2 separate regions of the Homo sapiens genome follow, and region 2 is linked to region 1. The links are chromatin contacts, found by Hi-C or POLR2A ChIA-PET in ENCODE. All regions are on one chromosome and are shown on one strand. Each heading gives the region's core, a stretch centred on a gene start or an enhancer-like site at or near the end of the contact. The rest is flanking DNA. Distances are from core to core; before and after follow the strand shown. Region 1 holds the start of PFKP (phosphofructokinase, platelet). Region 2 holds the start of ZMYND11 (zinc finger MYND-type containing 11).

Region 1 (2,906 bases), core at 1-2,500:
TGAGCACTGAAGGAACCCGGGTCCCATAAGCCCGTGCTTCTATGGGGGCTGCCCCCTCTCCCATCGCAGGGTAACTGGCACCAGGCTGTTAAGCTGTGGATGGGCAACCGCACAGTGCATTGGATGTGAGTATTTCAGTACGTGGAGCTGGCCAGTGGAGCCGGCCGAGGTCAGGCAGAGCGTACAGCAGCGCGCGTGTCCGTGGGGAGGGAGGGTCCTCCCGCCTCCCCGCCTCCCCGCCAGGCCAGTCCTGTTGCGCCTCCTCCTGCCCCACTCTGACTTTCCAGCGCCCAGGCCGGGGCGCCGCCAGGGCGTCTCTGAGGGTCGCGCCCCGATACCTTCCTCCACCCCACGGCTTCTTCCCCCCAAGGGCGGGGCTGGGGGCCCAGGAGCACCACAGCCCCCATGGGCCCGGGAAATGGCAGCTTCGTCATGGCCCAGCCCGCCACGCTCACCTTTTCCCACCACCTGGAGGATCCACTCTCCGTCCGTCCTTCCCGACCTCAGGCTGCAGAGGAAACCTGGGGGCGGGGGTCGAGGAAGCCGAGCCCCGAGGCTCCCAGCGCCGCCCCAGGAGGAATCTTGCGGGCCACTAGAAGCTGTGCGCGCGGCCGGGCTCGGCCCCCACAACGGCCCGAGCGGCCGGGCCTGCCGCGAGCCTCCGCGTCCAGGTGGGGTCTCCGCGCCCCCATTCCACCCCTCCCCGCCATCGGCGCTCCCCGCAACTGCGGGGTTTCCACCCGCCCCGGCGCTCGCGCCCACTCACGGTCTCCCTCGCCCCCCCGGGAGATGCTCCCGGCGTTCTATCCCGCCCCGCCCTGGCGCGCCCCGCAAACGATGTGACCCCGGCCCCCTGCGGTCTCCCCTCCTCCGGACGCTGCCCCTGCCCCACCTGTGGCGCTCCCGTCATCTCTAGAGCCCCCAACCAGAGTCCTCCAGCCCACCCGCGAGGCTCGCGCACCTGCGATGCGGCCCCACTAGCAGGGACCCGCCCACCTGTGGCGCTACCCCTGCCTCTGCCGCCTCCCGCACCGCTAGCGCGGCCCCCACCTACGACGACCCCCGCGTAGATGCTCCTGCCCACACCCGCCCCAGCCCCGGCCCCTGCCCCTAGCCGCGCCCGCGCCCCCTCCCCCGCAGCCCCTCCCATACGCTCGGGCCCCGCCCGTCACCGCCCATTGGCGCTGGGGCCGGGCGGGGGCGCGGGCGGGGCGGCGGTTCCGAGTCAGGCGCGCGCGGGCAGGGTCCCCATTGCCTGCTGCGCACCCGGACGTGCGGCTCCCCTCGGCCTCCTCGCCATGGACGCGGACGACTCCCGGGCCCCCAAGGGCTCCTTGCGGAAGTTCCTGGAGCACCTCTCCGGGGCCGGCAAGGCCATCGGCGTGCTGACCAGCGGCGGGGATGCTCAAGGTGCGCGCCCCCCTCCCGGCGGCGAGGGAGGGACGGACGGACGGAGCTGGGGAGAACCGGGCGAAGGCGATGGGGTGACCGGAGAGAAGAGGGGGGAAGCGATGGGGGGGACCCGGGGAAAGGTGGCGAAGCGATGGGGAGAACCGGGGAGAAGAGCGGGGAAGCGATGGGGAGAACCGGGAAGAAGCCCGCGCCCGGAAGCGGCAGGGGTACCTGCGGGGCGGCATGAGCCGGCGAGGCAGCCCCGGGGTCCTTGCCCGGTGGGGCGGGGGAGGAAGGGACATGGCGGTAGGAACCTCCATCCGGAAGATCAGTGAGTTTTCCACCTTCGGTTTTGTTTTAAATGGAACCTGGCAGAGGGAGTCGCCTGAAGCGCCCTCGGGGGTCGTTCTGCCTCTGAGCTGTAGGACGGGGCCGGGCGTCCCCTCCGAAGCGTGGGTACAGCGCGATCACTTCCTAAGTGCCCCCCCGCCCCCCAACTCCGCCGCACGCCACCCCCTAGAATGTCGAGGAAGAAACGGCTGGGTCCCCGCGCGCCTCCTGTCGCCTCGTGCCCTGCGCGGCGTGGGCGGGGTCCTGGCTGCTGCAATGCGGGACGCGGCGGGGGTGCGCGGGGTTCCCGCCTGGCGTCTCCAGGGCGGTCCGGCAGCCCCTCGCGTTTCCGCTGGGAGATTTTTAAAAAGGGTTTCCTGCGCTCGCATGTGCTGTCGCCTTCCGGCTCGTGACAAAAACGAAAACCAAAATGGGTCCCAGGCCCTCCCCGCCAGCCTCCGCAGACGGGAAGGATCAGGAAGCGGGGACTCCGGGATGTCAGCGGCGCCGCGGCGCGGGCTCCGGGCTTCCCTGCCCTGCAATGTGGAAGCTGCTCTCTAGGAGGGGCCCGAGGCTGGGCCCACGGACGCGGGCGCGCCGGGAGGATATTTAACATTGAAGAGCGGAAGGTGGCGGAGACTCGGCGCGCCCCAGGCCCCGGGTGCACGTGGGGGCGCCGGTGCCCGGATGATGGAGTGTCCCGATCCGTGCAATCCCTGGCGGGTAGATCGGCGCTTCCCAGGCGAACGCAACCTGGGAGCCTTAGCGATCGCGCAGGCTGGAGACGCGGCGCGCCCCGAGCTGGGTTTTGATTTTTGTTTTCCCGGTTCCTCCTGCCGCAGATGCGTGGAAAGGCCCGGATGGCGGATTTCCTCCCGTTTCGGGGCCGCGCACTGCACAGGGTTGGAGCGGGGATGCACCCCCTGCCCACTGCGCGGGTGACCTTCCCTTCGCCCTTGAGCGCGCGGGGCGGGCGCGGGTGCCGCAGGTTGAGGCGCTGTGGGCGCCGCCCCGCCCGCCACGAGCGCCTACGTGATGCCCGGCCCGTCGTCTCCACGAGCCCCGGCCCCGACACCCGTGCGCCGCGCGCTCCCCAGGCCCGCAGCGCAGCCTCCCCAGGCCCAGCGCCCCCCGCGGGAGACCCGGGTGGCAGCGCCAGGCCCCGCCCCGCAGCCCGCCCTGCA
Region 2 (2,832 bases), core at 150-2,649, 2.9 Mb before region 1:
CACGTGCCAAGACGGCCAATAGATACCTGAAACCCGGGGTAGTGCTGAACCTTACTTACACTACGTTTTCTCCTATACACACCTGCCTATAATAAAGTTTAATTTAGAAGTCAGGCACAATGAGAGATTAACAACACTAATAATAAACCAGAACAATTATAACACTATACTGTAGTAAAAGTTATGAGAATGCGGTCTCCCTGAAAACACCTTGCTGTCCTGTACTCACCGAATTTCAGAGCAGAGGACTCTGACTGACAGGTGTTCCCCGACTCCCAGTGGCGAAAGGTCCTCAGGGAAAACAGGTGAACGCTATCAAAGTATGCTTATCTCCGAACCTTTCTTAAACCAGAGTCTTAAGGGATCGTCTCTGATTAGGTCTAGAATTCCTCTCCATAGAAGATAACCTACTTCTCGCGCAAATCTGCAGTGTTCTTGCAGGGCTGCTGATGGGTGGTCCTGTTCTTTTCGCGGTCCTGTTTGCGCAGAGATGAAACGGGGAACTTAGCGTATCCCTACCGCTCTTTTTGATGACAGGAGTAAAGGGCTGTTCAGACTACCTAAACAATGTTGTTAAGAGAAGCACTCGTACTTCTCAGACTTCGCTGTTCCGGACCCCGCGAGCCAGGGGCAGGCACCGGGTCCACCCGGGGCTGAGCTGCGGCGGCGCCTGACAATGCCCCCTCGCGCCCCGGCCTCGGCGCCCGCTCCCGGCTCCAGCGCGCCTGCACGTACGTAGCCTTCACGTGTGTGTGGATACGGAGTGCATGTGTGGAGACAGAGGAATATGCTCCAACAAATTTCGGATAGAGGCGCCGAAGACAGGACGTGGGGAAGGTAGGAGCCGCGTGCACGGCTCCGGCCCCGGGCGGGAGGCGGCCGCGAGCCGGGCCGGCCGCGCGCAAGTCCGGCGCCAGCCGCTAGAGCCCCCAGTGCGCGGCCCGGCCGCGGGGCGCCTCGACCCGACACAATAAACTCCGAGGGCGGGCGGGCCGAGGGGCCGGTGGGGCCGAGCGGCCGCCCCGCGCGCATCGCCATGTGAGCGGCTGCCGCGGCTTCGCGGGGACCCAACTTTCCCGGGCGGCGGCGCCCAACTTCCCGCCGCCCGCTCCGGCCCCGCAGGCCCGCGGCGCCAGGGGAAGACGCGAGTAAGTGCGGGCGGCGGTGCCCTCCCGGCCCTCACCCCGCACGCGGCGACCCGGCCGCCTAGCCTCCCTCGCTCAGGCGCGACCGCGGCGTTCTCTGAGGTGGAGTATTACAAACATGGCGCCCCTCGAGCCCGGAGCCCTTCGCGCGGAGCCGGCGGCGGGGTCCGGGCGGGGGGGAGCCGGGGAGGAGGGAGGAGGCCGGCAGGGAGGAGGAGGAGGCGGCCTGAGCGTCCCCCCCGCCCCCCGCGCCCGTCGCCGGCTCAGGCCCGAGAGGCGCCGGGCGGCGGGAAGGAGGCGGCACCGGAGGGGAGGGCCGGGCGCGGCGGCGGCGGCGGTGGAGGAGCCGGAGCATAATGGTGGGGAAAGCTCGGCGGCGGGGCGGCGGGGCGGGCGGGGGCGTCCGTGGAGATGGCGCGGCCCGCGCGGTGGAGCCTGCCTGGCCGCGGCCTCTGGGGCGGCGGCGGCACCAGTGGGTGCTGACGGTCGCTCGCCCGCTCGCGAAGAGCTCCGAGCTGCCGGGGAGCTTTGTGGATGGCGGGGCGGGCCGGGCCGGCGGGGCCTGCGAGGGCGGCGGCGGGGCCTGCGGAGGCTGCCGGCCCGCGCCCACTCGCCTTGGGCGGCCGCGGAAGAGGCCCCGGGATGAGGCCCCGGAGGACCGCGCGGGGCCTGCTCGGGCCGGGAAGCCGCGGAGTCGCGTGAGCACCGCCCGCCGGGCCCTGTGCCCCGCTTTCGGTCAGGCCTCCTGGGCCCGTGCGCAGTCCGGGCCGGCGGGGAACGCGGCTCCGGGCGTGTGGCGGGCGGAGAGGAAGCGTTTGTCGGCGCGGCACGTCGTGTGCTAGCCCGGGAGCGGCGGGCAGGGCTGGCCCCGAGGCCCGGGGCGGAGATTCGTCGGTCCCCCGGGGCTGTGAGCGACCCCGGCAGCGAGGCCGCCGCCTCAACAGGTCCTCGCGGACCTCCGGGACAGTCCTGTGGGGTCCGCCGCCCTCCTCCCACCCAGAGCTCCGGGGAGAAGCTGCTGAGGACGCGGCTGGGACGAGGGGGGGCGCCGGGACCCGGACTTTCACTTGCAGTCTCTCCTCGCGCTTTTCTCCCGAGCCGGGAGGAGGAGGAGCTGGCGATGTGTGCGCCGTGCCCGGTGTCTTTTGCAGAGTGACCGCCGTACCTGTTTTATTCGTGTGTACCAGTGCTCGTTGTGCAGTGCGGTGTCCTATGCGGTGGGTACGCAGTACCGGGGATTATATATGGTGTGTACTCTGTGTCATATGCAGTGTGCTCGAAGTACCCGGTGTCGTACCGGCTATCATACACGGTGTGTACATGTATCTTCCTCGCTTAGGCTGTGCACTCAGCCCCCGGTATTGTGTGCAGTAGGTGCCTGGTACCCTGCTGCCATATGAGCTGTGCGTGTGGTACTCCATGTTATATACGAGTGTATGTAGTATCTGGATAGTATTGAATATATTTACCTTACCTGTTGTCACATACAGTGTGTATGTAGTACCTGGTGTCATATATGCGGTGTGTATAGTACCAGGTGTCATATACTGTGTGCACACAGTACTTGGGGTCATATATGGTGTGTACATAGTATCCTTTCACACTGTGTATGCAGCACCCAGTGTCATATACAGCCCTTACGCGGTTCCCGGTATTTTGTGCAGTATGTGCACGGTACCGTGCTGCC

Evidence for each region. A loop is a pair of places that touch in the nucleus more often than their neighbours do. ChIA-PET counts read pairs that join two places held with the same protein, here RNA polymerase II (POLR2A). Pooled maps may share reads with other maps.
Region 2: a map with no recorded cell type shows a loop between it and region 1 (11-fold over the local background). The contact joins the promoter of ZMYND11 here to the promoter of PFKP in region 1. A Hi-C loop is called at or near these places in 1 of 37 single-sample maps with no recorded cell type and 6 of 50 pooled maps. POLR2A ChIA-PET finds 5 or more read pairs at or near these places in 1 of 52 experiments (activated CD8-positive, alpha-beta memory T cell).

Annotation. Positions count from the first base shown.
Region 1 is chr10:3,066,298-3,069,203 of GRCh38, forward strand. It overlaps PFKP (phosphofructokinase, platelet), which reads left to right and starts at 1,251. Exons shown (of 22, transcript NM_002627.5): 1 at 1,251-1,410. The coding sequence starts at 1,299. It overlaps LOC124902536 (wiskott-Aldrich syndrome protein family member 1-like), which reads left to right and starts at 273. Exons shown (of 1, transcript XM_047426132.1): 1 at 273-1,051. The coding sequence starts at 406. The coding sequence ends at 843. It overlaps PFKP-DT (PFKP divergent transcript), which reads right to left and starts at 636. Exons shown (of 4, transcript NR_160681.1): 1 at 456-636. RefSeq lists silencers at 980-1,079, 1,090-1,489, 1,910-2,089, 2,503-2,683, 2,770-2,906 and an enhancer at 2,290-2,359.
Region 2 is chr10:134,056-136,887 of GRCh38, forward strand. It overlaps ZMYND11 (zinc finger MYND-type containing 11), which reads left to right and starts at 1,400. Exons shown (of 15, transcript NM_001370100.5): 1 at 1,400-1,504. RefSeq lists silencers at 642-2,201, 649-827.